Linked DNA regions of Homo sapiens: all the other regions are linked to region 5. Evidence: chromatin loops called from intact Hi-C (ENCODE). Cell type or tissue: heart right ventricle. All regions are shown on one strand. Region 1 overlaps IGHMBP2 (immunoglobulin mu DNA binding protein 2). Region 2 overlaps IGHMBP2 (immunoglobulin mu DNA binding protein 2). Region 3 holds the start of LOC124902699 (a long non-coding RNA gene). Region 4 overlaps PPP6R3 (protein phosphatase 6 regulatory subunit 3). Region 5 overlaps TPCN2 (two pore segment channel 2).

Evidence for each region. A loop is a pair of places that touch in the nucleus more often than their neighbours do. Peaks named below come from ENCODE experiments on the same cell type or tissue, not always from the same donor. Only the 100,000 strongest peaks of a DNase experiment are listed, where the experiment ranks them.
Region 1: it touches region 5 in a loop (2.4-fold over the local background); 19 of 110 quality-filtered maps call a loop at or near these places.
Region 2: it touches region 5 in a loop (2.1-fold over the local background); 18 of 110 quality-filtered maps call a loop at or near these places.
Region 3: it touches region 5 in a loop (3-fold over the local background); 3 of 110 quality-filtered maps call a loop at or near these places.
Region 4: it touches region 5 in a loop (3-fold over the local background); 5 of 110 quality-filtered maps call a loop at or near these places.

What each region holds. Positions count from the first base shown.
Region 1 is chr11:68,922,379-68,927,378 of GRCh38, reverse strand. All of the region lies in intron 7 of IGHMBP2 (immunoglobulin mu DNA binding protein 2), which reads right to left. Among named protein-coding and RNA genes, the nearest start is that of IGHMBP2, 21 kb to the right of the region's middle. RefSeq lists an enhancer at 85-204. In heart right ventricle, a CTCF peak has its summit at 3,113 (motif pointing left); no DNase peak of the experiment used is centred here; H3K27ac peaks cover 1,758 bases.
Region 2 is chr11:68,932,401-68,937,400 of GRCh38, reverse strand. IGHMBP2 (immunoglobulin mu DNA binding protein 2) reads right to left here. Exons shown (of 15, transcript NM_002180.3): 9 at 3,920-4,102; 10 at 3,488-3,606; 11 at 2,843-2,937; 12 at 1,979-2,102; 13 at 310-1,164. Among named protein-coding and RNA genes, the nearest start is that of IGHMBP2, 31 kb to the right of the region's middle. RefSeq lists an enhancer at 2,191-3,390. In heart right ventricle, no CTCF peak of the experiment used is centred here; no DNase peak of the experiment used is centred here.
Region 3 is chr11:68,762,502-68,767,501 of GRCh38, reverse strand. CPT1A (carnitine palmitoyltransferase 1A) reads left to right here. Exons shown (of 19, transcript NM_001876.4): 15 at 4,741-4,875. It overlaps LOC124902699 (a long non-coding RNA gene), which reads right to left and starts at 4,171. Exons shown (of 3, transcript XR_007062751.1): 1 at 4,028-4,171; 2 at 3,601-3,678; 3 at 2,274-2,845. RefSeq lists an enhancer at 3,160-3,962. In heart right ventricle, a CTCF peak has its summit at 3,067 (motif pointing left); no DNase peak of the experiment used is centred here.
Region 4 is chr11:68,608,468-68,613,467 of GRCh38, reverse strand. PPP6R3 (protein phosphatase 6 regulatory subunit 3) reads right to left here. Exons shown (of 24, transcript NM_001164161.2): 23 at 3,445-3,564; 24 at 1-402. The coding sequence ends at 351. Among named protein-coding and RNA genes, the nearest start is that of GAL, 74 kb to the left of the region's middle. RefSeq lists enhancers at 2,974-3,473, 3,474-3,975. In heart right ventricle, a CTCF peak has its summit at 2,558 (motif pointing left); no DNase peak of the experiment used is centred here.
Region 5 is chr11:69,086,272-69,091,271 of GRCh38, reverse strand. TPCN2 (two pore segment channel 2) reads right to left here. Exons shown (of 25, transcript NM_139075.4): 23 at 4,668-4,749; 24 at 4,066-4,160; 25 at 675-3,397. The coding sequence ends at 3,319. Among named protein-coding and RNA genes, the nearest start is that of MIR3164, 5.6 kb to the right of the region's middle. RefSeq lists a silencer at 2,380-2,519 and an enhancer at 4,686-5,000. In heart right ventricle, CTCF peaks have their summits at 2,189 and 2,389 (motif pointing right); DNase peaks (open chromatin) are centred at 1,855 and 2,401; H3K27ac peaks cover 3,244 bases.

The DNA.
Region 1 (5,000 bases), 160 kb after region 5:
ACTGGGGCATTTATGGCTCCAGGAGTTCAGGGGGATTTCTGTCTAATCACTAGCTGGCCACTAAGTTGTATTAGACTTTAGTGGCCACGCAAGACAAAAAATACAGATTTTACAGAATTAGTCCAGAAAAGTCACTAAACAAACAACAAGTGGCAACAACAACAAACCCCGGGGTGGGAAGAGAACCTGACTTCCAGAGTTGCTACATTCTATTATTTAAAATCATCCATTTTCAACAAAAAACTACAAGGCACGTAGAGAGTCAGGAAAATATGGCCAATATTCAGGGGAAAAAAGGCAATCAACAGATACTTGAGGCCAGGAGCAGTGGCTTACGCCTGTAATCCCAACACTTTGGGAGGCCAAGGTTGGTAGATCACCTGAGTCAGGAGTTCGACACCTGCCTGGCCAACATGGTGACCCCATCTCTACTAAAAATACAAAAATCAGCCAGGCGTGGTGGTGGACGCCTGTAATCCCAGCTACTCAGGAGGCTAAGGCAGGAGAATCGCTTGAACCTAGGAGACGGAGGTTGCAGCAGGCCGAGATCACGCTACGGCACTCCAGCCTGAGCAACAGAGTGAGACTCCATCTCCAAAAAATTAAATAAATAAATAAATAAACTGGATACTAGAGAAAGCCCAGATGCTGATCTTACTAGACAAAGACTTGAAATATCAGCGATTCTAAGTATGTTCAAACAGCAAAAGGGAAACAAGTCTAAAGAAATAAAATATGAGAATAATGTCTCACCAAATAAGAGAATATCAATAAAGAGACAGGAATAATTTTTTAAAAAGTACCACACAGAGGCTGGCATGGTGGTTCATGCCTGTAATCCCAGCACTTTGGGAGGCTGAGGCAGGCAGATCATGAGGTCAAGAGATAGAGACCATCCTGGCTAACATGGTAAAACCCAGTCTCTACTAAAAATACAAAAATTAGCTGGGCGTGGTGGCAGACGCCTGTAGACCCAGCTACTCGGGAGGCTGAGGCAGGAGAATTGCTTGAACCTGGGAGGCAGAGGTCGCGGTGGGCCGAGATCACACCACTGCACTCCAGTCTGGCGATAGAGCGAGACTCCATCTAAAAAAAAAAAAAAAAAAAAAAAAGCACCACACAGAAATTCTGGAGTTGAAAAGTACAATAACTGAAATTCACTAGAAGGATTCAACAGGAGAGAATGATCAGCAAACTTGAAGAGAGGTCCATTGAGAAGATCCAGCCTGAAGATCAGAAAGAAAAAAATGGAGGAAAATGAACAGAGCTTCAGAGATCTGTGGGGCATTATCAAGTGAATCAACTGATTCATAATGGGAGTTGTAGATGGAGACGAGAGTAGAATAAGGGCAGAAAGAATACCTGAAAAAATAATGGCTGAAAACTCCCCAAATTTGATGAAAAACACGAATCTAAACATCCAAGAAGGTCCACAAACTCCATGTAATTTACTCACAGAGATCCACACCTAACACATGATAATCACACACTCAAAAGACAAAAGACGACACTTGAAAGCAGCAATAGAGTAGCAACTTGTCACATATAAGGAGCCCTCAATGAGATCAATAGCTGCTTTCCCATCAGAAAGTATGCAGGCAATGGAATGACACGTCCAAAGGGCTGAAAGACTGTCAACCAAGAATTCTATACCCAGCAAGACTATCCTTCAAAAAATGAAGGAGAAACTAAGACATGCCCAGATAAAGATGAGCTTAGAGAATCTGTCACAGCAAACCTGCCCTTCAAGAAATACCAAAGGGAGTCCTTTGGAGAGAGTAACTCAAATCTACATGAAGAAATAAAGGCAACTACATGGGTAGATATAAAAGACCCCATAAATGTATTTTCTGCTTGTGACCCTTTTTTTCTCCTGTCTGATTTAAAACACAACTGGATAAAGCAATAACTACAAAGCCAATTAGAATCTAGCCAGGTGTGGTGGCTCACTCCTGTAATCCTAGCACTTTGGGAGGCCAAGGTGGGCACATCATTTGAGGTCAGAAGTTCGAGACCAGCCTGGCCAACATGGTGAAATCCAGTCTCTACAAAATATACAAAAAAAATTAGCTGGGCCTGGTGGCATGCGCCTGCAATCCCAGCTACTCAGGAGGCTGAGGCACAAGAATCACTTGAACCCGGGAGGAGGAGGCTGCAGTGAATCAAGATTGTGCCACTGCACTACAGCCTGGGCAACAGAGTGAGATGCTGTCTCAAAAAAAAAAAAAAAAAAAAAGAACCTGGACTCTGTTCCTTAGAGCAGCCCACCAGCTGAGAGGTTGTGGCAAACAGACTCTAAGGCAGGGATGTGCAATCTTTTGGCTTCCCAGGGCCATATTAAAAGAAGAAGAATTGTCTTGGGCCACACATAAAATATGCTAACATTGACAATAGCTGATGAGCTTAAAAAAAAAACACAGAGACAAAAATCTCATAATGTTTTAAGAAAGTTTATAAATTTGTGTTGGGCCACATTCAAAGTATCCTGGGCTACATGTGGCCTGCAGGCCTTTAGTTAGACAAACTTGCTTTAAGGTATGCCCCAGGATCCTGGCCACTGGTATTCACATCTTGCATAATCCCTTCCCCTCAAATGTGGGTGGGGCCTGAGACTTGCTTCTAATCCACAGAACAGGGGAAAGGTGATGAGATGTGACACCCTTGATAACATTACATAAGACGATAACCCATTGTGCTAGGAGACTATGTCTCTTGCTGGCTTTTAGGAAGCAAGCAGCCATGTTGGCAAGGCCTAAGGGCAAACAGCTAAGAGCGGCCTCCAGCCAACACCCAGCAAGAACCCACAGGGAACTGAATGCTGCCAACAACCACGTGAGCCTGAAGAAAGATCCTTTCCAGGCAAGTTTCAGATGAGACTGCAGCCCCCACTGACACCTCGATCGCAGCCTTGTGAGATCCTGAGCACAGCACCTTGTTCAGCCGGGCCTGGGCTCTCCGCCCAGATAAACTGTAGAATAATAAACGTGGGTTGTTTTCAGCTGCTACCTTTGTGGTACTATTATCACACAGGAACAAACCAGAGGTCTCACAAACACATTCCTAAACCCCAAAAGAGTGGTTGACAAGATTCCCACAACAGTCACAAGGTACACAGCTCTGTAACGGGAGTGCTCTCTCCTGGCTACAAGAGAGAATGTGCGTCCTCCACCTCTGCCCAAGATGGAATAGCAGGGACTGCATTTACTCTCCCATCTCAAATAACAACCCCCCCAGCCAGTTATTTAAAATTTTTTTAAAATAACTGAAACCACACTCTTCAGGACACTAGACAACAGGTAACAAAGAAAAGTAACCCCTGAATAACGAGAGACAAAGGAGGTGAGCCCTGGGGTTACCCCAGCTTTCTGCCTTGAGAGTTTCCAGGAGAGAGTACAGAGAAGGGGCAGCCAGGTAGAACCTAGAAGGCTCCCTGAGTTGAGGAGACAAGGCTGAGAATCTGTGGCGACCAATGCAGGCAGAGTTTCCAGGACAAAATGCCAAAGAGACTGCTACACAGAGAGAAAAAACCCCAGAGATCTGCTGCGAGATTCCCTTGGGTATTGTGATTAGCACATGCTTAGGAGAAAACTACTCCAGGCCTGGGAAAAATACCATCCAAAACAATGAGAGAAAAGTGCCCAGTGCTCACACAAGGCCGGGAACAGCACCTAATCCCACCAGTCAAACTCAAAAATCTCATGATACAGGGTGCATTGGGTAGAAAGCTCAAAGGGTCTTACCTCAGTACAGGGGAATATTAACCCTGGACTAAGCACTGATCCAGACCCTAACACATCTCAAAAGCAAGACTCAAAAGGATTAAACTGTTTACAAGTAACTTTACTGCTTCCCAAAACCAAGCACAAGAATATTATAGGAGACTGGGCGTGGTGGCTCACACCAATCCCAGCACTCTGGGAGGCCGAGGCAGGCAGATCACTTGAGGTCAGGAGTTTGAGACCAGCCTGGCCAACATGGTGAAACCTCGCCTCTACTAAAAATACAAAAATTAGCCGGGCATGGTAGCGCATGCCTGTAGTCCCAGCTACTCGGGAGACTGAGTCAAAAGAATCACTTGAATCCAGGAGGCAGAGGTTGCAGTGAGCCAAGATCGCACCACTGCACTCCAGCATGGGTGACAGAGCAAGACGCTGTCTCAAAAAAACAAAACAAAAAAACAAAAAAAAAGATTATAGGAATACAAAAATATTCAATATTCAGCATGCAACAACGTAAAATCCTCAATGTCCGGTATCCAAACAAACATTAGCAGGCCTACAAAAAGGTAGGAAAACACAACCACTCAAGGGGAACAGTTCATCGAAAGAGACCAAAAATGACACAGGTGATAGAGAAATAATAGTCTAGAATATTCAAAACAGTTATTATAGTTGTATTCCAAATGTTAAAAAAATTAAATAAGAACATCAAAGATATAAAAAGACTCTTATTTCTGGATGTCAGATGAAAGTTACACTGGATGGGACAGATGTGAGATTAGGCATGAAAGAAGGAAATTAGTGAACTCAGCAATAAGCAAGTATAAAGGTTCAGCTGTGCAAGATAAATTCTATAGATCTGCTGCACAACACGACGTCTATAGTTAACAATATTATATAGTACACTTAAACATTTAAGAGGGTAGATCTCATGTTGTGTTCTCACCACAATGTTAAAAAACATGAGGCCGGGTGCGGTGGCTCACACCTGTAATCCCACCACTCTGGGAGGCCAAGGCAGGCGGATCACGAGGTCAGGAGTTCGAGAGCAGCCTGGCCAATGTGGTGAAACCCCGTCTCTACTAAAAATACAAAAATTAGCCAGGCGTGGTGGTGTGCATCTGTACTCCCAGCTATTCCAGAGGCTGAGACAGAAGAATCGCTTGAACCCAGGAGGCAGAGGTTGCAGTGAGCCAAGATTGCGCCACGGCACTCCAGTCTGGGTGACAGAGTGAGACTCTGTCTCAAAAAAAAACATGAAGCAAATAGCACCAGGGCAAA
Region 2 (5,000 bases), 150 kb after region 5:
GGGCTCCAGGGAGCCATCCATGTTTGCTCTTCCAGGCCCCTCCTGCTGCTGCAGACATGCTCTGAGTGCTGCCTACTTGCCGAGTCCCACACAGGGTCTGGGAAAAGAAGGTGCCCGTGACCTGATCACCGACCTAGGGGAGCCCAGACGGAGCTGGGAGTGGCATGACTGAAAATAAAGCTAAAATGACACGGGCACGGTGCCACCAGGAGGAAGCCCTTCCTTCTGTTGATGGTGGCAGGTGGGCTCCAAGTGGGGCCAGCACCCCAGTGAGGGGACACTGCCCCAAGTTCTTATTAGTTGACTTACCTTTGGCTTTTTTCTTTTTCTTTTCTGGAAGTTTCTGCTGCCCTGAGGCCTGCTGCTCCTTGCTGGCGGGCTGCCCCTGCGCGCTCCTGACCCTCTGCAGTCTCTCCAGGTGCAGCGTCCTCAGATCAGGCTGGTCTGGGCCACGCTGCTCCCTGGGAGGCTGCTCTGTCTGCGCAGGGGTAGGGGGCACTGGCTGGAGAGGGGCTGGGCCACCGGTCCCTGCTGGGGGTCCCAGGGCTGCTCGGGGTCGCGGGGCCCTCTTGCTCACAGTGATGAACCTCCTCTTCCCTTCCCCGGAACTGTCGTGCCTCAGCCCGTGCTCCTCGGCTATTTGGTGGACCCGCAGCCTGTCGTGGGAATTGAGGGAAGGAGGAAACTCCAACTGCATCTTCTTGCTGGCCATGAACTCCACTATCATGGCCCGGAAGTGGTCCACGCCATCTTGGCTCTCCACTCCCTCTGGGCTGCCTCCGTTGAGGCTGGGCTGAGATGGAGCTTCAGAGGCCAGAGACTTCCCAGCCGGCTTCTTCCGGCCCTGTCTGGCAGGTGCTGCAGCCTCCTGGCCTCCCTCCTGCCGCTGGCTTCCGGTCCTGGTGGACGTAGCAGGTCCCTGGGGCTTGGTGGCAGCGTGGCTGGAACCCTGGGAGTTCTCATGGGAATAGTTTTCTGGGACAATATCGTCAAGATACTCAAAGGCCGTGCGTACTTCCCCATGCTGTGTGAAATACTCCACCAGGGTCTTCAAAAATGCATGGTTGTTGACAGTACGGGAGTCACAGATGACCGCCACGTGGCGTCGGGCACGGGTGACAGCCACGTTGATCCTCCGGTCCTCAGCAAGAAAACCAACTTCACCTACAAAAGGCCAGAGGGGAGTGAGAAGCAGGTTTCAGACTAAGAAACACAGTCAGGCTCCTACGCCCTTATCAGTAACCACCACCAAAAGTGTAGTCCCCTGCGCGTGGCCCACCATCCACACGGGTGCCCGGCCACGCGTGGCACCGTGATGCCACACCTGCCCTGGCATCTGGCTGCCACGGCTGACTGAGTGGGGCTCTGGGGAACCCGACTGGGTTCTGTCGCTCCTTTCCTTCTAAGCCCAGCCTCAGGGGCCGCCTGGGGTGTGGCTGCAGCTGGCACCAGGGAGAAAGCACAAGAAACCTTCCAGGACCTTCCCTTCTTTCCCCCATAGCTTCTAGCCAGGCCTCACCTGCTTTCTGCCTTCTGAGAATGTCTCACAAAGCCCGTTCACTAAACCTGCTTCTGGGAACAATGCTCATCCCAAATGGGAAAGCCCACACACCACAGCAGCACAGAAACCACAGCCACGACCACCACACCCCGCGGCTCCGTGCATGGAGGCTAAAGGCCAGCTCTGGGCTGCAGGGGGCTTCACCTCCTCGGCAGGATGTCCTGATCATTCCCAGCCCACCCTGCGCCCCCAGCTGCCACCCCAGCCACCTGCTCCCTGACAGCACACTCACGCCTCTGAGCCTCTGCAGACTCTCTTGCCTGTGCTTTGCCTGACGTGAACTTACTAAGGACAGAAGGTGCACCATGAGCACACTGCCAGAAACCAGTGTGGCACCCAGCAGACACCCAATATGCCCCTCAATCAATAAATTCACTTCTGTGCTGTCCCCAAAGGACTCTGGCGAGGGCTCCGTACCTTTCCTGTTGGATCTGACGAAGGACAGTATCACGGCCTCCTTCTCTCGGCCTTGGAAGCCATCGACAGACTTGATTTCAAGCTCAGGGTGCCTGTGCACAAGGCTCTGTCTGAGCAGGTCCACCTGAAACACCAGCCGGGCTGTGGTTTCCTCACCCACCCATGCCAGCGCAGCAAGACCCTGCCCTTCAGCTCAGCAGAGGGCCTCACGCTGTGAAACAGCCAGGACCTGGGAAGCGGAGCCTGCAGGAGCCCCATGGGGAAAGGCTTCCCGTTCGCCCTCCTCACGGGCACGCATGCACGCCAATACCACACCCTGTCCCTGGCATTTGATCATTTCTTTTGGCTTATGACAGCCGCCAGCCTCAGACAGCCCTATGTGTGATGCCTGCACACCAGGAAGGTATGATGGCCACTTCCACAGATCCTCCCGATACTCCAGAAGGTACATTTTTCCTACCAAATGAGATACGCATGGGAACACGACCTGAGCCAGACCAGCAAGGCTCAAGGCTGAGACTCCTGTGGGAAATGCCAGAAAAGGACAGGCTGTTCCGCCAGGGCTGCCCGTGGAAGGACTGTGTCAGCCTGAGGCTGCCGGGGTCACCCAGCAAATCTGGCCAGAACACAAGCCAGTGCAGAAGGCTGGGGCACCGGGCAGGGCGGGGCAAGGTGGGGCGGGCAGACGAACACGCAGAGGGGCCCCTGACGACATCATTTGGGCCCTGGATCCAGTCACAATAAGGTCAGCCCTACCCCTGAACTTTTCGGTCACCACAGCCAACAAATCACCCTTTTTCTTTCACCCTCTAGGTTGTGTGAGCCCCAGCTGCTCTGTAGAGGGACAAAAGGAAACCCTCGTACCTGGAGGTTGTATGGCGAGACCACAGCAATGTCACGGGCTGGAACACCAGCGTCCACCAGAGCCTGGATGTGCAAACTGACGAGGCGGACTTCGCCTGGAGGGAAAGAAAGAACGGGTGAGCAGCACAAGGTCGCCCCAAGTGGGCATCCACCACCAACACGTGTTTCGGGCACGTTTCTGTCTATCATGGCCAGCTGATCCTCCACTCAGGTGGCTTCCTGGGAGCTAATCATCTGTGTCCCAGGGCCCCAGGACCAGCCATGCCCAGCTAACTTGAATTTCACATCAGCAATGAAGGCCTTTTGACTCCTATGGCCGTGCATCCTGTTCAACGTGGAACTGGGGAGATGGTGGTGTCAGCTGAGCAATGACAGTTCCCATCACCAGACCAGCCAGGCAGAGCTGGGCCACCATTCAGGAGAAGGCCGTAAAATGCTGCCAGGCCCATCTCACCCAGGAGCGGTCTGCTCACCCTGGAGAAAACGATGCTGCTCAGCCTCTTGCAGTGTGGGGCTCCGTTTTTTCACGGCCATCAACAACTGCTCTCAGCTCCTCCCGGAATTAGGCAATTAAAGTGCCTTTTATTTTTAAAGAGCTGGAGGTATGTTTAAACAAAAAAGCTGGCCATCTGCAAGCAAGCTCACCAGGGTTCCCTTTCGACTGTTCGTCCTCCTCCTCCAGCTCAAACAGCCCGCAGCCGGCGGTGTCCACCAAGAGCAGGGGCACACCCGTCTCTTCTGTGGCAGCCACACCTGGGAGGTCCCTGGCACACAGGCAGAGAGGGAGCACATCAGGGGGCCACAGTGCAGCACTGAGGCCCCACCCAACAGAACCGACCCCTCCCACGAGGAAAAGGCTTAGGTAGGGGAGGACAATGAGCACATCAGGACATCAGAAGGGAGGGAGCGGGCCTGACCCAGCTCTCCAGGGCAAGGCCACCCTCTCTTCCAAAAAGCTAGCCTCAGAGTCGACTTTCATGCAGAAAGCTTCACTTTAGCTTGCTGCGTAGAAACAGGTGACGCAGAGGATTAGCCAGGGCAGAAGGATGGGGCGGCGGGTGGTGCCGAGCTACTCACCTCAGGAGGTGCCTTGCCACGGAAGAGTGGGCTGTGAGCTGCCCAAGGTACATGGTGTCTGAGGCCCAGCGCATGATAGCCTGGTGCATGCGGTACTGCACCGTCAGTGTCCGCACCACCCTCGCGCCGTACTCCTCAGCCAGGCGTTCCATCAGGCTGAGTGACAGTCCTGCCAGCGCAGCCCTGCGCCCAGGAGGGAGAAAGGGGGAAGGCAGGCCTGAGCCCCAGAGTCCAGGTGTGAACCACAGCAAGTGAGGAGGACAGGCCCCAAACCTCAGGACCCAACTCTCCCCTGGATTCTGACCCAGAAGTAACCAAGGGGCGGGTTTGGCTGAATCACAGCCCCAAAGGCACCTACATCCAATCGCCAAGGCCCGTGAATGTTCCCTTACAGGACAACAGGGACGCTGCAGCTGAGATGAAGTTAAGGATCCTGGGATGGGGAGGCGACCCTGGATGACCCAGGTGATAACCCAAGGGTCTTATAAGGGGGCATGCGAGGGTCAGTCAGAGAAGGTCACCGAGGGGAGAGATTTGAAGACGTAACACGGCTGGCTTCATAGACAGAGGAAAGGGCAACAAGTCAAGCAGTGGCCTCTAGGAGCCGGAAAAGACCAGGAGATGGGTTTTCCCCTGGATCCTCCAGAAGAAGCAACCCCACCCACACCTTGATTTTAAGCCGGTGAGTCTGATTTTGGACATCTGACCCCCAGATTGTCGTTTCTGGAGGTCAGAAAATCTGTTGTTGTCAGCCACTAAGCTTGTGGTCATTTGTCACAGCCATAACAGGGAACGAACACACTCCAACATGCTCCAACTGTGAGCAGTCAAGTCCACTCCCACCAAGAACGGCTGCAGCGGCTGAGCACTGCCCAGGCGCCAGGCACTGCTGGGTGTGCCAGATGTGGATTAACTCCCTTCATCCTTATAACAACCTCATGAGGTGGCTACTGTTATGACTCCCATATTACATGTAAGAAGGGTGAGACAGAGGAGGCTGCCAGCCCACAGCTGCCCGGGTGAGCTGCAGAGCCAGGACCTGCCCGGGCCACCTGGTGCCAGAGCCCACCCTCTGCACCAC
Region 3 (5,000 bases), 320 kb after region 5:
TCCTCCCACCTCAGTCTCCCAGGTAGCTGGGACTATAGGCATTTACCACCAGGCCCGTCTAATTTTTATGTTTTTTGTAGAGATGGGGTTTCACCTTGTTTCCCAGGCTGGTCTCAAACTCCTAGGCTCAAGCAATCCTTGGCCTCCCAAAGTGCTGGGATTACAGGTGTGAGCCACCACGCCCAGCCATCTATGGCATATTATACGGAAAAATATTTAGTCATAAAACAGTTTGTGAAAGTCAGGTGTTTCTTACAATGATCTGCAGACTGTGGCTCATAGGCCAAACCTGGCCCTTCAATGTTTTTGTTTTCATTTTTGTTTTCATGGCTTAGAAAGCTAAGAATGGCTTCACATATTTAGTAGTTGAAAAGCAGTCAACAGGCGACCAATACTTTGTGACATGTGAAAATTACGTGAAGTCTCAGTGTTCATCAGTGAAGCGTTCTGGGCACGGCCATGCCCGGCTTTCACATGTTGTCTGTGCTGTTCTCACTCCAGTGGGAGAGCGGAGTAGTCGCCACAGAGAGCACCTGGCCCGCACAGCCTGTTCTGCATTTTACAGAAGTTTCCCAACTCTTGCTTTGTTACATGCAAAGTCTAGAAAGGATAAATGCAAAATATTAGCAGGTGATGTTGTGAAGTTTCCTTTTTCTTTTCTTTTTTTTTTTTTTTCCTCCTTGATAGAGTGTCACTCTGTCACCCAGGCTGGAGTGCCGGGCGTGGTAGTTGACGCCTGTAATCCCAGCAGTTTGGGAGGCCGAGGCGGATGGATCACCTGAGGTCAGAAGTTCGAAACCAGCCTGGCCATCATGGTGAAACCCTGCCTCTACCAAAAAATGCAAAAAATTAGCTGGGCGTGGTGGCAGGTACCTGTAATCCCAGCTGCTTGGGAGGCTGAGGCAGGAGAATCCCTTGAACCTGGGAGGCGGAGGTTATAGTGAGCTGAGATCGCACCACTGCACTCCGGCATGGGCGATAGAGTGAGACTCTGTCTCAAAAAAATAAAAAATAAAATAAAAATGACAGATCCATTAAAGTGATCTATTAAAAGTATACATCAGATTTATTCATTCAAAAATTAACATTCAGACCGATCTCAACCCAGCTGGGAGCTGCAGAGCCTCCCTGTGGTTTTACATAAATCCAGAACCTTGCTGTGGCCCTGTGGGTCTCTTCTAAGCTTCTGAACCTTTTTTCTGCCCTGGACCCCTTGGGCAGCCTAGGAGAGCCTGGGGACCCCTTCTCAGGGGTCCTTCAAGGTTATACACAATATAACCTTGTGTTATATTGACCCCTTGAAGGGGTCCTTCAAGGTTATGCACAATAACCTTGTGTATTTCATTTTATAAAGCATAACCCCAGCACTTTGGGAGGCTGAGACAGGTGGATCACTTGAGGTCAGGAGTTTGTGACCAGCCTGGCCAACATGGGGAAACGCGTCTCTACTAAAAATACAAAAATTATCCAGGTATGGCAGCACGCATCTCTAATCCCAGCTACTCAGGAGGCTGAGGCATGAGAATTGCTTGAACCCGGTAGGCAGAGGTTGCAGTAAGCCAAGATCACACCACTGCACTCCAGCCTGGGCGACAGAGTGAGACTGTCTCCAAAAAAAAAAAAAGGTAGCCCCTCCCGCATTGTTCTGTTCCCTAGTTCCCTGTTCCTGTGTTATTTCTATTCAGTGGCCTGACTTGATGTGATAGAATTTTTTTGTTCATCCCTGTCTCCTGCTAGAATGTTTGCTCATTGAGGGCAAAGGCATGATCTGTCTTACAACAGTATTGCCTGTGCCGGGAGCATCAGTAAATCAGTATTGAATATTGAATATGGATTGAATGCTGACACTAGACAGTGGTATTAATTCTAGTCTGCAGCAGTTATTTGCCTCCTGCTTTGGAAGCCCTACCAACCTGAATCATTAGCCCCATAGTAACAGTGCTAGTGTGTGATGCCATATATGTCAGTATATCTATAGACTGTCTTTGAATCCTGCTTCTTAGAAACTGGAGATGTTTTGGTGGCAGCGAAGGGCCATCCTCCTGATGGCGGCTGGTCACAGTGGGTCAAGGGTGCTGCAGTTGTAACCTGGTTTGGCTCTTTGATGGCGTCTGAGCTCCAGTGGGGCTTGCACACTAATATTCAATGCATTTGCCAAGAAGTTTTTTAGATGGCTGTCTTTTAAACTGTGGGCACAAGGCATGACTGTTCTCATAACTTACACAATTAAAGTTTGATATTGGAACATTGATTTCAAATGAATCATTGCATCATATAGTTCAAGTTTACCTTTATTAAATAACTAAAATGCCACATTTCCGCTTTCCCTTTTATCTGCTTCTCTCCCTCTCCCCACTTCTTCATTGTGAGCGCCTATGAAGTGCTCTGTAGTGAGGAGATGCGGGAAGGGCTCTGAAAGGCGCGTTTGCTATCAGCATGGGAAGCAGGAGGCCCCGTGGCCTCATGGCAGGCCCCAGGCCTGTGACCCCCGCTCCCAAGGGAATCTTGAGTGTCGTGTCATGCCACCAGGGTTGGTGGCATCTGTGGGTTGGGGAAGAGAGCTCCCCAAGGCGGCCAGCTACGTTGGGGGGATCCTGGGGGCTCAGCCAGGTCCTCACTGCAAGTGCTGCTTAGCGCTGGTGTCCAGCGTGCTCCCACGGTCTCTAGACGCTTCCCTCTGCAAAGCCGCTGCTCTTGTCGACGCCTTCAGTTTCCTTTTTCTGCTGGCTGATGCACTCTCATTTCACTGGTTCTGGACGCTTCCTTCTGCCTTTCAGGGGCCCTGGTCCTGGACGCTACCTTCTGCCTTTCAGGGGCCTCCTCTCCTCCAGAGATCTTGGCTGCACTGTGAGGAGCCTGACTTCAGCTGGGCCTGTGTGCAGGTGCCAGGCCTTCCCCGGCTGAGCGGGTCCTGTGCTCTGTCTGACTCTCCGTTCCCCAGCTGAGTGGGTCCTGTGCTCTGTCCGGCTCCCCGTTCCCCAGCTGAGTGGGTCCTGTGCTCTGTCCGGCTTCCCCTTCCCCAGGCTGAGCAGGCCCTGTGCTCAGCCCAGCCTTGCCTCTGGCACCCTCTTCTGGGTTCATTTGACAGTATCAGCCTGCCACATGGTGTCCTTTGCAGATGGGTGGGTCTGCCACCCTGGGGCCACCAGGGCCTGTGCCAGGGTGCACACTAATGTGCAGGGATGTGTCTGGTCAGGAATCATTTGGGTCCATAAACTGCTGCTTATCACCTTCTCGTCCCCACTTGGAACCTGGTCCTCTTTGAGCTGGCCTGGTGGCCCCGGGCCCCTTCTTGGGGCAGCACGCAGATGCTGTTCCTCCCACAGCCGCGTGCTGCCTTGGACTCAGTCTCTGTCCTTATCCACCATCTGCTATTCCCAGCAGGGGCCCTTGCTGCACTATCCCGTCATCTCCACCAAGGCTCAGCCTCAGGGGCATCAGCCCCTCCTGCCGTGCTGTCCTCTCTAGGCCCAGATGCCCACGTTCCTTGACCCCATCCCCTTGTCCCTCCCTGCCCTCCCTTTTCTATTCTCTGGGTGTGGGTTCCATGGTTCTTTGGGATCATCCCTTACCTTGACTCCCTGGTCCCCCTGAACTTACCTGGGGAGCCTGCAGAGGCTCCCGGGTTCAGCCCAGCTCTCCAGCTGCTGTGATTCTGTTCCCAAGGCACCAGCCTAGCTGGAAAAAAAGCATTCAACAGCTGGCTCGTCTCCCCTCCCCACGAGTGAGCGCTGACCGCAGTGGGCCAGGCACCATGTTTCCATGCCCCTGAATGCCACATCACACCCCTCTCCCGCTGCCAGCACCTCCTCTCCAGCCTGGCCCTCAGCAGGCCCGCTTTCTTCTGCTTCACCCAGAAAACAGGAGCTTTTGGAAGAGACCTTCCCTGTGCATCTGCCAGCCCACCCGAGGCTTCCTGTCTAATGGGGCAGTGGCTGTGCTTCAGGCTCCGGCCCCACCCACTTCCCGCCCTCCTGCTAGACATTCTTCCTGCACCCCAGCACAGTCTCTCCCAGATCATTCTCACCATCTTCCAGACGCAGTGGAATTGCTCCAGGCAATACGTTGTGTCTTTAAATCATTTCAAACACAGATCCCCTGCTGTGCACGGCATTCCTTCTGTACACTGCTGCAGGCTGCACCTTAGCCTGAAGGGAATGCAGCAGAGGTGTGTTGGACTCGGGGGTGGGGGGGGTGTCATAGTATCAGTTGCATCTTGAAACAGAAACCTGGTTAACCTAGAAACTGACCCACCTCCACCAGGCCCTTCCTGAAGCCAGTGACACCTGTCTGCTGCCACGTCACTACCCACATGTAAAAGCGGCCAGAGACTGAAAATATGATTCGACAATAGGCTGGGCACAGTGGCTCACACCTGTAATCCCAGCACTTTGGGAAGCCAAGGCGGGTGGATCGCTTGAGCCAGGAGTTTAAGACCAGCCTGGGCAATGTGGTGAAACCCTGTCTCTACAAAAAAAATTTTAAAAAAATTAGCATGCACCTGTAGTCCCAGCTACTCAGGAGGCTGAGGTGGGGGGATCACCGGAGCAGGGGGAGGTTGAAGCTGCAGTGAGCTGTGATCATGCTACTGCATGCCAGCCTGGGCAACAGCAAGACCCCGTCTCAAAAAAATGTTGACAATGAAGTCCACGTCTCCTTGCCAATCTTACCCAATCCTTCCTTACGTTTTAGACATATCAGCATGCCCTGCCGTGCACTGAAGTACTTCTCTTTCCCCAGGACATGGGCAAGTTTTGCCTCACATACGAGGCCTCCATGACCCGGCTCTTCCGAGAGGGGAGGACGGAGACCGTGCGCTCCTGCACCACTGAGTCATGCGACTTCGTGCGGGCCATGGTGGACCCGGCCCAGACGGTAATGTGCCATCAGGCTGAGGACACAACGTGCTTGTCACACTTCCCTAAAAGGCTTCTGGAGGCCATCACTCCAGCTTCTCTGATCTCATCATTCCTGTACCTTCTTCTTTAGGGGTGCTCAAT
Region 4 (5,000 bases), 480 kb after region 5:
ATAGATCTGTGTATTCACTTTTATAAAACTATTCTTACAGCCATTTTAACTATAGTATTACTACTATTATTACATGGGTGGCAAGATCTTATTTCACAGGCTACCCATTATTTAGAACAATACAATATAAACATACGCAAAAATTCTTGGTATTTGTCAATGTGCAATATTTTTACACTTCTGAATTTCTCTGTACAATGTCTTAGAATCTAGAATATAAAGGTTGCTGGTCCTGATCCCTTGCAGAGTGAGTGCAGCAGTGACAGCTTGGTGGGCTCCAGCTGACCCCTCCAGAGCCCCTGAGTGGTGGCGGTCTGCAGTCCTCAGTCAGCAGCAGCAGACGTCACCCGTCATACAGGGCCATTCACTGAAGTGTCACCTGGTGCGCTTGGTTGGCCAGTCCTAAGGAGCAACAGACAGGCATCGGAGGCACTTGCAGCAGAAATATGAAAAACAAAACCTACTTAGCTGAGCTCCCCAAGGGCAGGGACAACTTATTTTAACATTGTTTTGAACTTAGTAAGTTTTTAATAAAATGATATGTAAATGAATGGAGCAAAAGCTCTAGAAAAATCTGAGTGAGTGCATCTAAGCTTCATCACCGGGTGAGCAGGCATTCAGCAAGGGCAGCAGCAGAGCAAATGCTCTGGGAGAACCGCCCCACCGCGGCCTCCAAGAAGCACAGGGAGTGACTAGGTCAGTGGGGTATAAACTGTGGCTTCCAGAGCCTTCAGGAGCTATGTGTTCACCGCTCCTTCAAGAAAGCTTTTATGTGACCCACAGATTGGAATCCACATACTATTTCACTTGGAAACAGGATTCTGCTACTAGGAAAGGGGGGAAAAAAGGAAAGGAAAGGAGGTTTGCAAATAAACTACTGGAAAAAAAAAAAAAGGTGTCCACTTGAAGAACATGTCCCACAAAGCAAATGTTAGGCTCAAAACTGGGAGGGAATAACAGGTGGGACAGTATATAACAAAGTGTCCAGGTTTTGCCTTCCTGCCAAAATTACAACCTGAATATATAACCTATTCGGGAAGGCTTGACCAAAATTGTATCAAGCAGACTTGGGAAAGGGTGCTTAGGGCCGTAACTGGGATGCCCACAAGCACTTTTCCACTAGCATTCACAATTTACAGCTAGAATGCTACTCATGCCTTATACCTGCTGGTTATACAGTGAGCCAAAAAGTCAGCTCTGCACACACAATCCACTCTGCTCACTTACTTACATCTGATGGTGGCTCCGTGTATGAGAGACATAGGAATCGAGACTTCTGGAACTAGACATAACTGGTATATAACTAACTTGCCTTCACTTAAACAAGCTGAGTGATCTTATAAGTAGATTTCTTAGCCCCTCTCAGTTCTGTTTTCTCCTCTGTAAAATGGGAAAAGAACCCTCCCCACGCCCCACAGGGCTTCACTAGTATACATATGAAATAAGTACATAATGTGTGCAGCATGCTCAGCACATCAGAAGCACAAAGGACATGCTTGATAAAACAGCTGTGAAAAGTGAGATCATGTGGCAATGCAGATCTTTAAGTGTGACAGGAAACAGCGCGCCTGCCAATCCAAGGAACTGTGGTATCTGGCTGGGACGGGAACCACACAGGAAAGACGGGTGAGCTTCAATATCCCATGCTGTCATACGTCACTTTAGAACACGTGCAATCTAGGACGCACTCTAGGTCTGCCCTAATGCCCACTCCAACGTCACCTCAGAGATCCTCTCCCCCGCACCCCAGCTCACATGGACCCCTGTCCCTTCTTCGTGGCTTCTTGATGAATGTGCCTCTAGTATGCCCCGAGACCACTGGGTGTCCGTGTGCTGCAGCTTTATGACCCGGCCTAGACCAGTGGCCACCACACACAAACGTGTGTCAGAGGAAAGAAGGACAGATGGATAAAGGCATGGACCCAAGTGATGCCCCTCTTCTTCCACTGGCTGACCCCATCTTTTCCTCCATCCCTTGGCCCGGCAGGTTAGGGCAGGGCTCTTCAGAGCAGGCATTCCCAGCCACAGAGGAGAGCAAGTGGCTTCCCCTTATGCAAACAATTCTTCTGTGCTCAGAAAGCCAAGGAAATGACTCCAGAGCCTTGTGCATCCTTATGACAGAGAAACCAAGAATATTCCCCTGAAGCAACTGCCCCAAACTGGGATAGACCTGGACGATCCTGCCTAGGCAGCCCTCAATATAAAGGAAATTTATAGGTAGAAATCAGAGAGCTGAAATAATTGATTGGGAATGAGACCTATAAAGGACCATTAAAAAATACATTGAAACCCCAAGAAAGAGAGTGACTTGCCCAATCCGTAGAAGCAGAGTTGAGGCAGCTTCCCAGTGCTAGAGGGCCACCCTGCCTCTTCCCCCAAAAGCCTTCACTAGAGCCAACATGCTCAAATAGTTCTTAATTTGTTTGTTTTATATGCAAAAAAAATATTTCTAATCACAAAAACAAAGGCTTTATTTTGGCTACAATTTCCACAGGAGGAACACAAACAGCTTGCTACACTGTGAATACAGGATTTTGGACCAACAAAGAGTGCTCCCTGCTGGTTCCCACTGGTTATGCTCTCATACAATGCTGGCAAGATTTGGGGGAGGATGGGGTGGGGGTGGGGGGTTAAAACTTCTCTGAAATAGCTTTAAAGGTCATTTTATTCCTTATGGAAGGAATATACAATCTTAGCTACATTTGTTCACAGAAGTTGATTGTGGGAAGTGCTGAACAAAGCTTCCTGTGGCCCAGGGGTGCAGCCTCATCTTTGGGCCATGCTCAGTCTTGCTAAGGGCCTGGCATGGGCTCCGGGTGGCTGAGACTTAGACTGGCCCATCCCTTCAGACCACTGGCTCAGGCTAAGCAAAAAGTGACTAGAAACAAAACATCACATTCTAAGTCACACAGCTCTGGGAGTGGGCATTTCATACTTAAGATTACAGGGAGTCACTTAAGCACTAAGAATTATTTAGCTACATGTATGAAAGGGCTCCAGCAAGTTCTCCTTGTGTCACACAGGGCAGGAATGTGGGCAAATAGGCACCACGATCTGCTCGTGCCTGGCGGCTGGATGACTTTAGTGGGGCCAATGAGAACTCAAGTCCTGGAGGGGCTCAATGCCACCCTCAGCTCAGTACCTCAACAACAAGGGTGAGGAGACCCCTCTGTTCGGAGCCACTTCTAAAAGAGCGAGTGATGTTAAAGAGTCTCTAAAAACTGGTTTTCAGTTTCTGCGCTAAGGAGAGGAACTGCTGTTTCTAAGTTCTCAGCTCAGTCGGACTCAGCTCATTAAGGACTGAGAAAACCCTGTCCTGCCAGGTCAGCGGCCTAAGACTTGAGCACAGCTGTAAACGATCCCTATAGTCCCCTCCCAACTCCCAGGAAGCAACAGGCAAGGTCAGGGCAGGGCCTGGGTGGGTTTGAGGAGGCGGGTGGTTACCTCTGCTCGGGACTGCTGCTGGGAGGCCTGGGCGCCGCGCACTTCGCCTCTGCAGTCTCGGGACACTCCTCTGCGTCTTTACAAGCAGCATCTTGAGAGGTAGACAGTTTCCCTTCCTCACTGCAGTAAAGAGGATGACAGGCACATCAAACACCCTAGGGACCAGCACCTAGGCACCAGAGGATGAGGTCACATGCAGATGGCTCTGGAGTCATGACTGCCGCGGAGGCAAAGCATCCTGGGACTGAGCATGCGCAGGGTGCACGATCACACAACCACAGACAGTGACTGGGGAATCACAAAAGGAAAGGGTCGCACACAGGTGGGAACCAAAACAGGGACAATGTAATGTGGCTGGCGTCTGATAAAGAACGGTCCCATAACACTGTACATACCGATAGGATTTCAACACTCTGAAGCCCAGTGTGCAAAACAGAAAAAGAAATGTACAAGAGTTTCAGAATACTCCTAGAAATGAGGAATTTGGGGGAATAATATGTCCACGACTGCACGTAAGCAAAACTGCAGACTCGGTGAAGGTGTCAAAGAACCTGTTTGAAGGAATGAGTCTTTAGTTAAAGCACTTTGCTTTTGGGGCCAAGCCCACCATTAAAGCAGCAAGACAGACCCCATCAGCTTGCTGGCTGGAAGCCTCAGTCACATGAGGTCACCGTGTTGACTGCATCGGATTTCACGGCTCCTCGAGTTGCCCTCGAACAATGTGTGAGAAGCACAAACGCCAGAGGGAGAAGAGGGGGCCAAGAGCTGATCCTAAGGACACAGAGGATTTGGGTAAAATGAGACCCAGAAGGACTGTTTTTCCCCCTTAGATGGTTCTTGGTGGAGAAAGACACAAGAGACACTCTCCTCAGCTCTGTGGGCTAGAAATTTAGACTCTGCCTATTCAGTCTGGGATTCCCCTTTTTACATAATCACAATGGCACTAATAAGAGTGAAAGGTCCATCACTCAGAGCTGATTCTGTCCTGGATTTTGCTTATGAAAAATCTCATATTAGGATGCATTCTTGGGTCGTTTCCAGATAGTTCCAAGCAATTTATAAGTAGGAAAATGAGTTAAAATCATATGATTTAGTGATCATCTGAATTACCTGGTTCCTTCTTTGTAAAGTTACTCTTCTTCATCCCCATTCTCCACTCCTTTCCCTTCAAAGCAACTAATGTGTTTCTAATTCTAATTCTTTAAAAAATAGTCATAACACAATGTGTATTCTGAGTCGCTAACTGGGATGGATTCAACTCTACATCTCATTGTATTTACCTCTTAACTCAGCAAGTCGGGGAGACCCACTGTCCCCACTGACTGTGGCACAGCACCCGTGGCGTGCACCTACCACTCTACATGGCTTCTCCCAACCAAAGCTGCCCTCCACCTCACACTTCCATGCAGGGTGCTGTGACGACCATCACTGTCCACGGCCCCTGGCAGACCTGTCTGGGCGTTTCTCAGTACTTGACACCCAGGAGTGAAGAGTTGTAGGCCATTTTTCTACCTACAAAGAAGCCCACGCTACTACCCAGAATGACTGCCCTGGTC
Region 5 (5,000 bases):
GGGAGGCCAAGGTGGGAGGATCACTTGAGCCTAGGAATTCAAGAATAGCCTGGGCAACATAGAGATACTCCATCTCTACAAGAAATAAAACAATTAGCCAGACCTGGTGGCATGTGCCTGTAGTTACAGCTACTCAGGAGGCCAAGGTAGGAGGACTGCTTGAGCCCACAAGTTGGAGGCTGCAGTGAGCCATGATCACACCACTGCACTCCAGCCTGGGTAACAGAGCAAGACCCTAAAATAAATAAATGAATAAGTAATAAAGTAAAAACTTTTTAAATCTCATAGCAAACAACTGTGCTGAATTCTTTTTTTTTTTTTTTTTTTTTTTTGAGACGGAGTCTCGCTCTGTCGCCCAGGCTGGACTGCGGACTGCAGTGGCGCAATCTCGGCTCACTGCAAGCTCCGCTTCCCGGGTTCACGCCATTCTCCTGCCTCAGCCTCCCCAGTAGCTGGGACTACAGGCGCCCGCCACTGCGCCCGGCTAATTTTTTGTATTTTTAGTAGAGACGGGGTTTCACCTTGTTAGCCAGGATGGTCTCGATCTCCTGACCTCATGATCCACCCGCCTCGGCCTCCCAAAGTGCTGGGTGAATTCTTACTATTCTTAATAATTTTGGCTTTTCTATGTAGACATCATATTTGAGAATAAAGCATTACGTTTCTTCTATTGCTGTTTTTATGTACTTACATATTTATTGCATCTTAATGAGGCAGGACCCTCAGCAGCATGTAGATTTTGCTGTTGCTGATTGTAAAGGCCCTGACAGTGACAACTTCCATTTGGAAAGCTGTTTGCTGAAGGTTTTGGCAGCAGGGCGTCCACACAAGAGGGGTACACAGTGTGGGAGTCAAAGCCCCAGTCGGATGAGCAGGGCATCTCTGTGGGGAGTGGGTGGCAGTGATGGGAGGCTGGGGACATGCAGGAAAACTGACCCAATAATAGATTAAGGAGAATGAGAACCATTCCCAGAAAGGGCCTTACAGCTATGGAAAGAGAGAAAAACTGGAACGTACCCTGTGGTGCTGGGCTAAAATCGGAGGTATTAGTATCATTCCCAGCTGTGAATAGATGAGACAGAGAGAGAGATGGAAGTACGTGCACATATCCTCTAGCTCTGTCCACTAAGAGCTCCCGGGTGCAGCAATCTGCAACAGCCAGGAGCACGCCTCGCACCCACATCCTGGTTCCTGATGCTACTCTCCATTCAAAAGAACAGGTCTTCTTAGAGCTGCAGCTCACTCCAATAAATGAAAGAGAAAGGGGCAGGCAAGTATAAAATAAGGCTTGAACATCTTTTTGCACCAGAAAGTAAAGAAACAGCTAAAGAACTGTAGGTACATAACAAAAAAAACACAAAAGGCAGAAGAAGGGGCTCCCACGGGCCAAACAAGCAGGACCTGAGCCTGAGAGTAAATGTCATAACAGACCACAGCCCTGAATACAAGAAGGGACCAGGATCCACACAGGTGGGAGCAAGGAAGGAAGGAAAAAGTAAAGGCAGTTTGACAGGGATGGGATATTGGCATCGCTTCACACTACCTCCCCACTCATTCATTACAAAGGGGTCGTTCACTGGGCAGTGGAGAAGCTGACCAGGGCCACCTTCACCAAGCAACAAGAGAGAACACCAGCAGGAGGCTAACTGCATTGGGCAGCCCCTGCCAGGAGGCAGTGTCCATCCTGTGACACTCCTAGACGAAACGCAGACCCAGAACCTACCACAAGGAAACGTCACATGAACACAACCTGGGAGCCATGGGCTTATCTCCAGAAGTGCCAAGGTCGTCTAAGCCCAGGGAGACGGAGCCACCGTCCAGGCGGATTAAGTCGCCATGACCACAAAGCCACGTGCGACTCACTCCTGACATGAATGCGGGTTGGACGCCGTCCCAAAGCACAGAGGGTGCAGGGCCAGAACGGCAACCACTCAAGTGACTCAGAAGGAAGCTTCTCTTTACTGTGCTTACAACTTTTCTCCAAGTTTGCGGTGGTTTCCATATTGTTATTGTTATTGTTATTGTTATTATTCAACACGAGTAAAAAGAAACTCATGACCTTCTCCTTGGACTCGCTCCTCTCCCCAATCTCGATACCGACTGCACTGTTGTTCGGGTCGCCCCCTCCCCCACCATCCCACAGGGGCTATGGCGTGGGCTCAGCACCTCTGAAGGAAAAGCAGATGAAAGAACTTGTGCCTCCCAGGCGAGAATGCACAGTGCAGGGGCAACCCTGGCAGGGCCCATCCCTTCCTGGTCCCGCTGAGCTCGGGCACAGACCGGGCACCAGGCTCGGTGTGGAGTGTGATGGGGAGTGGTGTCCCCGGAGTTGTTTCTGGGAGTTGCTGGGTCCACCTTACCTTAAATGTAGTCAACCAAGTCCCATCCCACCACTAGATGGCACCCAAACCTCAGCAGAAAGGGGGCGTGGGTTGGCCCCTGAAGTGAGAAAACCATTGGTCAATCTGGACCTGGCGTGCTTCAGGTGACAACAAGGCTTTCCACACACTGCTCGCTCGCCCCACCTCCCCACCCCAGGCCCCCTGCCACACACCTGAAGACACAGGAAATAAGGTCACCCATTGGCTTATACATGCCTTTGAGCAAAACAGAAAAGGTGCCCCTCACTGCAGGTAGACAGCCCCCCGCCAGGATACACCTCACAGCCATGTGCCCTTGTGCAATGCACAACCCAAGCAACCTTACTCAACAACCCTACTCCAGAGAAGCAGGACTAGAACTGTGCTGAAGTGAAGAATGACAATCCCATTCTTTGCAAGACTTATTGATGAAAATAACTGGCAATCAGAACCCTAAAGAAACACACCCAGTCACACTCATACAAGCCATGAAATAATAAAACACAGTCAAGGTTCTCTCCATGTCAAACCACCAGCATCCCCACCTGAATGCCCCGGAAGTCTGACGGTTAACCTGTGCAGGCCCTGGTCAGGCCTGTGGTCCCCAAGGGCTGCCGGCAGCAAAGGCACCACGGAAGCTGCAGGGGACAGGGGAGGCCGCTGCTTCTTGCATTTTTGTCTGAAAGGTCCCTGTGGAGTCGACGAGGGAATTCTCACTGAAGCAGCTATAAAAGAAAGCGGAGGGCACGGCGCCTCCCTGAAGCACCAGCAGCTGTTCTGTAGATGGTTGTTGGGCCACACGCAAAGGACTTGGTTCCTGTCCCCAGCTTAGTGGTCCGTCAGAGGAAAGGTCTCTTCCTGCCTGGCTGGCCACAGCATGGCCGCCTCTTCCATGACGGGCACCTGTGTAGGCCAGCCTCTCTCTCCTGCCGCCCCTGCTGGGACGGCAGCCCGGACGTCACCTGCACAGCCACAGGTGCGGGTGCTGGCTCAGCCTCTCTGTGAGCTCATCCTCCCCGGGCTCCTCCAGAATATCCCTGTGGAATTGAGGAAAGATGCACACAGGGGCCTCTAAAGGAGGGAGACCCTGGCCTGCCCACAAGAACAAGGGAGCAGAGCTTAGCAACACATGCGAAGTGAGTGTCACAGGGACACAGAGACACGGGGACTCAGATGAGCCTCAGGATGGATGTAGCCACTAGAAATATCTACACGGCATTCTTAAAAGCCCAGGGGCCACGTCTTCCCACTGGCTGGCAGGACCGCAGGGCTTGGCTGCAGCAACTCGGCAGCCCCTGGTGGAAGGCACAGAGGCCCCACAGCAGGGCTGCCTCTGGGTGGTCACTTTTCTGGACTAGCAGAGGAACCATCTCAAAGCTGCCAGGAGAAGAGATGGGTGCGTTTTCCTCAGGTCCCTTGTTTACATCCAACAGGATCCAATGGACCCTGAAGGATGGTGCCTTAAATATGCCCAATCCAAGAGCAGGAGAGCAGGACAAAGGCTATGACGCCAGTGGCAGGAAGAAGAAGCCGCCCCGATCCCGGCTCTGAGCTGCTCTCCTAGAGCACAGGACCAAAGCCAGATAACCGGGCGGAGGGGGAGGACAGTCATCAGGGCCTGCCCGCCGCCTCAACCCCTCCACCCCCCAGCTCTTGGCTTCCCATCCCAGGGGGCCAGACAGAAGCGCCTTCCCCACCCACACACCTGAACAGGAGCTCCACAGTCATCTGGTAGGTGGCCTCTGGGGTCCCAGCAAGGGGCTGCAGGTGGCTGCGGGGGTCCCACTTGTGAAGGAAGTTCTGGCAAGCAGGAGGAGTGGCCAGTGAGTGTGGGCCCCGAATGAAAGCAGCCTTGCCCCATCCCCGGCCCCTCCAGGGTCAGCCACAGGGCACCCGCTGAGGGGGCTGAGCCATTCACCCTGGACACCCAGGCACAGGCCCCACGAGGCTGCTGGCTCCTCCTGGAGCCAATGTCCAAGTCCCTCCTTCAGCCCGACCTGGGGGCCTGAGAATCCCCACAGCCCAGATGTCAGGAGCACCCCCCAAGGCCCCAGCAGCCCAGATGTCAGGAGCACCCCCCAAGGCCCCAGCAGCCCAGATGTCAGGAGCACTCCCCAAGGCCCCAGCAGCCAGGGCGGGCAGCACTGAGCCCCACGGGAGGGGCTCAGCCTCACTCAGGACCCGCCTAACCCAGCACGACTCTCCCATCAAAGTTCCAGGCAGGCCCGGCCGGTGGCCTCAGGCCCATCGAGAGTGAATTAGAAACAAACGACCATGGAGAACAGCCTGGGTGGGGATCTCTGATACCTCCAGAATCAGGGCCAGAAACAGGTTGACCCAGATGACAGACGACACCAGCCACCACAATACAAAATAGATCTTGGACCACCTGCGGAGGACAGAGACCCACCCTGTGAACCACGATGAGCAAAGCAAGAGCACTCGATACAAACACCACTGCTGCGTGGCCAGGACAGCTCTCGGGCAGCCGGCCCACACACACCATGATGCAGAGCGCGTTACTATTTCCATCTCAGAAACAACCCAACTGAGGCCTAGAAACGTGCAACAAGCTGCCGAGGTAGCTAAGCCAGCAGGAGGCGGTGCTGGGATTAAAACCCAGGACCATCAGCTGGGGCC